2 separate regions of the Homo sapiens genome follow, and region 1 is linked to region 2. Evidence: chromatin loops called from intact Hi-C (ENCODE). Cell type or tissue: IMR-90. All regions are shown on one strand. Links, peaks and the distances in the headings refer to the core of each region. The heading gives the core; the rest is flanking DNA.

Region 1 (2,925 bases), core at 326-2,825, 260 kb before region 2:
GCCCCATTCTCTATTATTTGATTATTACACATTGCATGCCTGTATCAAAACATCTTATGTATCCTATAAATATATATATCTACTATGTGCCCACAAAATTAAAAATAAAACAAAAATAATATAATCTTTAATCATTTAACATATAAAAGGTAAGGTCATGTCTATGCTAAAATGAAAGAAAGAGCAAATTTGTGGTAAATTGTATAGCTTTTGTTCTCCTGGCAATGTTTATTCTATAACTGGGTCTTTCTTTTTTGTATTTTTAAAGTAAGCATTTAATCAAAAACATTTAGTCAAAACATCATGTTTTTGTTTGTTTATTTGTAAGAAATTATATTTCAACATATGTAGGTTAAAAATGTGTTAGTTTGGTTTATTTTCTTTGTTATTTTATCTCCTTTTTTTTTTCTTTCAGATCATCACTCAGCCTTGGTGAATTGTTTTGATTAGAGAGAGAGAGGTCTTTGAGATGGTTTGCAGTGAGAGCGTCATGGTTTGTGCAGGCAGGCAGTATTCTTTTTGTCTTTTTATTGGGCCAAGGACATCTACAGATTTTATCAATAGGTGCATAAAAATTTGTAGATGGGGGTGGAACAAAGTTTCATTCTCTCCATAGACACAGCACCAAAATTATCAAATTGAACACATTTCTACTTGAGAAGGCTCAAGATTTGTCCTTAGCCTGAATTGTGCATGTTCTTCCTTTTAATATGCATTTTTTTAAATGCCAGGGGAAATTTAAGCGGTGTTTATTAAAGCAGAAATGTATTGATGACATGTGTTGGAGGTTTTATTTCAATCCCCCGAGTTCTGCAATGAACAGATCTGTTTTACACTCAGCCCAGGCAGCCTGATTTACCCACTGGCCCTTCTGTTGGATACCTGGTGATTTTATTTTTCATCCGTGATATGGTTCGGTTGCCCCCATTAAAAAACATATGTTTAATTGAAACTTTTAAAGAAAATTTGAGAAAATCTTATTTAAAGAAGTTTATCACACATTATAAAGAACTTTTTGAGACAGAAAATATTTTAAGAGGAAAAAAAGCCTTAATTTTCTAACTGTTTGTAGTGATGCTCAGTGACATTGCTTTGATATAGAGGAGTATGATAAGGGCTGTTAGCTGATTTTCTGAGATCAACCCATTTTAATGTACTTGTCCAATAATTAACTCAATACTAGATGAAAGCAGTCTTCCAAATTCCAACATTAAGTTTTAATACCAAGCCAGGTATGAGGCATTCAAACTCATTGCAGCAAACAGGTTTCTAAGTGTGGCTTTTTCTTTCATGCAGAGAAGGGACTGATTAGTTTCCCAAACCATAAAAATTGTTTTCTTTCTTTTTCTTTTTCTTTTTTTTTTTTTTTTGAGGGGGGCGGGGTGCGGTTCTGAAACTGATTTCTTGGTTGTCTCCATTACTCACAAATCCGCTTGCCATATTTGGTAGCAAAGGCAGGGGCTAAACTTATCTTAGCTGTTGCCCACAATTTATGAAGAGATAATCCAGTTCATAGGAAATGAGGTACTTCAAGTATTTGAGGAATGGCAAGTATTTCTTTGTCAGCATTGATTCAGCTTCAAATACGTCTCCTACTGATCTCTGGACTACCGCTCTACGCCGCATTGATCCATGCAGGAATAATTGTAAAGAGTTTCCAGGATTTCTTTTACTATCAGAAAAACAACACCCTGGAATCACTTTGCCTGTGGTTTATAGTGAAAACAGCCGTCTGAGCATTTTGAGCCAATAGCTTTGGATAAGGTGTGTAATTTGTTTGGTGCTAAGTTCTGTGACATGAAAAGTAAATTACAATTGGGAAGGATAGTGGGAAGAGGGATACCATTATTAAAGAAAAAGAAGAAAAGAAAAAAATATTGTTTCAGCAGCAAGGATTTTTGAGGTTTAATTCTTCTCCCCACTCCAAATTTGCTGGCTTGAGGCTACTCATCGCTTCATTGCCACCCATAAAAGCACATGGATTTTAAGCTGATGAAAAAGATGGACATGGATTATGCCTTTTCCTCTGCCAATGCTATGAGAATACCTTGGTTCACTAGAAGAAATGCTGACAGGTAAAAATGAATAGAATATCATAATTTTTATTCAAATAGGATAGCAAATGCTTGTAAAATATTCCTAAAATTGTGCATAACCTTTGATTCAGATAAATCGCTTTTAAGAATATAGAAATAATCATGTGTTTGAGCCCGGAGTTTGCTGCCTAACCATGGCACATTAACATAGGTAAAATTAGGAACAACTTGAATGTCCAAGTGTGGTCTGAATGAATATATTGAGGTATACACTAGTAAAAATGTAAGTAGGTGGACTCATACCTTCGCAGCAATGATACACTCTTGTAGGCATTGAAAATGTGTTGATACTAATCTAGATACTGAGCATAAAGAATTAAGGAAGAAAAACAAGGTCTATGATCGTATTGAATTTATATTATGTATGGAAGAATTGATAGTGACAGAAAAGTACATTTAACATATATTTTTAAGATAAAAATTAGGTGGCTAAACCTGGGTTTCCCAGGAAGCAAATCTAATGGCAGATGGCTTATGTACTATTGCTTTATTAGCAAGTGCCATCCCAGGAAAGAGAAGTGACAGAGCAGGGGAGTAAGGCAGGGAAGAAAGGGAGAGCCAACAGGAGGAGAAGGCATTATTGATATTGATAGTGATATTGGTCACTGCTGAGTTAAACTGATTGCTGGTTAAGTGAGGCTGAGCCCTCCTCAAGTAGCCATGTAAAGCATCTCTCTAGACTCTGTAGAGTAAGGGTTGGGAGCAGAAAGGGGGAAGAATGTGTCCATTGGCTTCTATATCTATTGGTCATTTTTTTCCCTCTGGGGTGTTAATTCTTCCACACTTCCAGGTTATTCATGTGTGGACAGGCACTGAGTAGATGCATCTG
Region 2 (2,925 bases), core at 163-2,662:
GATGTAAATATCACAGATATTATGATCTCACTTAATCTTCATAACAACCTATGCAAAATTAGGTACTGGGAAATTTAAGACTCAATTGGATTATATGGTATGCCCAGAACGAGAGAACTGGCATATAAAATTTCTTCTATCTGCAACATTTTAGCTTTCAGTTAAAGTTTCCTTTTGGTAAATAAGCACACGCACATGCACACACACACACACACACACACACAGAGAGAGATAAGGAGGAGGAGAAGGAAGAAGAAGAAGGAGGAGGAGGAGGAGGAGGAAAGAAGAAGAAGAAGGCAGAAGAAAGCAGAGACTGTGAGATATGAAAAAAGAGAAACTAAGTATATGCAAAGTTCATCTGATCTGAATTCCCACCTTCCGCCCATGAAGAGACTGTTCAGGTGTTTAAACGTGATGTCCATGTTTTTGAAAACAAATTTGAGGATGCGAATCCCTTTTCTACTCTTTTCTGTACCTTGCCATAAATACAATGGCATGATCTGAGAGTTCTGTTTGTGAGTTGTATTGACAAAACATTGTCTAGCAAAAACTCAGCAATAAAAGTGTGTGGCATATTCTGCTGGGGTGTAGATATTCCTGTGTGCAGTGGGCTTCTCACTGAAGTATAAGGCATCTCCACTTCTCTAGCATTAGCATGTCTGGCTTAAAAAATAAAAAATAAGGTGACATGTCTGTCACTTCCCTCTGAGATATGCCACATGCCATAAAACATTTCAATCACCCCTTGTGCTTAGAGTAATTCTCTTTTAGGCTTGGCTCCTCCTCAAGATTTTTCAGGTAAACAGCATGAGATTAGTGTATGTAATCTATAGAAGGGAGCATGGATGTTTTTACTTCACTGTTCTTTTTAAATTGAAATAACAGCAAACAAGCTTAATTTAACAGTGATTTTTGAGCATTAATAGAAGAATGAGAAAGGAAGAAATCCTACAAAGGAATACTATTATTGAGGAAAATCTCAATAATCTACATGATATTTCCAAGTGGTAGATTTTATCTCAAAATGTCTATGTCTAGAAATCTGTAGTATACAGTTCCAAGTAGTCAAAGTTTCCTTATATGGCTCCATGTGTACAGGCACATCATGATTGTGTCTGTTTTTCTGTGAGTTTTCCAGGCTAAAGTTTCCCAGCTTGGCAACAATGCGGCACAGGGTCTGTTAGCTTAAGGCAATTGATTCTTCCCCTGATTTTGGCACTGCACTAGAACGGCTCTCAATCCAAAATCAAGGAGAGAAGAAAGAGAGAACTGAAAAGACAAGAAGGGAGGGAGGACGCCAGGAAGGGGAGAGAGAAAGAAAAAAATATATATATTACTGACAAAATACTACTTGATAACCAACGTTGTCAGTACAATCATTGTCACTCGATTTAAGATGGCACAATTTAAAATTCATAATGAAATCTATTTTAACTGTGAAATATATAGATTTCGAAAAGATTTTTCTTTTGCAAAAGTATGAATGCTGTGAAATACATGCTTCTTTTTTTACATTGCATTTTAACCTCTTAGGATAACTTTACCATAAATGATGTGAAGTTGTAGCTATCAGCCATATCCAATTAAAAATGCTAAGCCAGTTTCATCTAGAAAGAGAGACGCTGACAATATCTAAATATATATATATATGATAAATTAGTTATTGTCAAAGCGATCACCACTCATTATTGTGCTTATACAACAGTGTCATCTAGTGGACACTGGTCAGGCAAGTTGTAACTAAGATTCCTGAAGAAGCTTATTTAAAATGAACTATCCTTAAATGAAAATATGCTTTATCTTTTTCAATTCTCTGAAACTAAAGCAATTTAAATAATTATTTCTAGTCCAGGCCATCATTTCAATTCATATTTTACCAGAATAGTAAAGGAACTGAGAACTTGTGTCTGCAGAAAAAAATAATTTTAAGATCACATTTCTTAAGAAGGCAAAGAAGAACAAAAGAAAATAACAAAATTACTATAAAAGGTAGATGTCAGTATATGTATGGCATTAGGAAGAGAAAGTTGGAGCTGGAAGATTATTGAGCAGAGTTCCAGTCTTTAAATCTAAATGACTAGTGGCTACATCAACAATGACAAAACAAAGGAAGTATATGGGAGTTCTGTGGTCTCACCTCCACAGCTTTGCCATTTTTCTAGTACCTTTTTTGTATATTTGTGTAGAAGAGATATCTCCTTTGAAACACATTTTTTAAAAAGGCATCTTTTCTTATAAAAACATTAAATGTCATTCATTTTGAGTATTAAATTTCTGTGTCATCAAAGCCAGTTAGCTTTAATTTTTCCCCAACAAATCAAATGCTGGAGATATATAATGGGCACTGCAATCTATTTAATAATGTTGCTGATTCCCTGCATTTTTTATTGAAAAAATAAGGAAATATTGCATTCACTGGAAAGATGAAAAATAAAGCTTTTTAGCATTTCATCAAAATAAATATGGACACTCATTTTTAAAACCCCGGTATAATATCGTGTGAATTTTCTCACATCAACTAAGCAGCGATTAACACCTACAGGCCCATGCCCTTGCTTTGCATTTTGAAACTACTCAAAGGTAAAGTGTTGTTTTAGGGTTCTTTTTGTTACAGAGAAAGTGGGAGGAAAAGGAATATTAAAGCTATTAATAGGTACAAAGTTTCTGTTTTTTAAGTATCGAGTTCTAGTTGTATGTTTCAGTTTTTCTAAACAGAATGTTTTATGCCAATTTGATATCTTTGATAGTATTATATTATTTGGTTTGAAAATATTCAAGTGATGCTTGATGCTGTAAAACAGATGCTACTAAATATTTCTCCCTTTGATTTGACAATATATTTTTTTTCCTCTTTGTTTAAGATGTTTAAAATATTGTTAGGATGGAATACCTAACATGATATAGTATAATAGATAATTTAGAAAA

What was found. Hi-C counts contacts between places; a loop is a spot of excess contacts. Peaks named below come from ENCODE experiments on the same cell type or tissue, not always from the same donor. Only the 100,000 strongest peaks of a DNase experiment are listed, where the experiment ranks them.
Region 1: a loop joins it to region 2, with 4 times the contacts of the local background. A loop is called at or near these places in 4 of 110 quality-filtered maps.

Annotation. Positions count from the first base shown.
Region 1 is chr1:98,208,736-98,211,660 of GRCh38, forward strand. It overlaps LINC01776 (long intergenic non-protein coding RNA 1776), which reads left to right and starts at 1,976. Exons shown (of 3, transcript NR_046088.1): 1 at 1,976-2,075. All of the region lies in intron 1 of LOC124900404 (a long non-coding RNA gene), which reads left to right. In IMR-90, for the core only: no CTCF peak of the experiment used is centred there; a DNase peak (open chromatin) is centred at 1,506; H3K4me3 peaks cover 371 bases; H3K27ac peaks cover 989 bases.
Region 2 is chr1:98,466,605-98,469,529 of GRCh38, forward strand. No RefSeq gene overlaps it. Among named protein-coding and RNA genes, the nearest start is that of SNX7-DT, 190 kb to the right of the region's middle. In IMR-90, for the core only: a CTCF peak has its summit at 1,719 (motif pointing left); a DNase peak (open chromatin) is centred at 1,697; H3K27ac peaks cover 164 bases.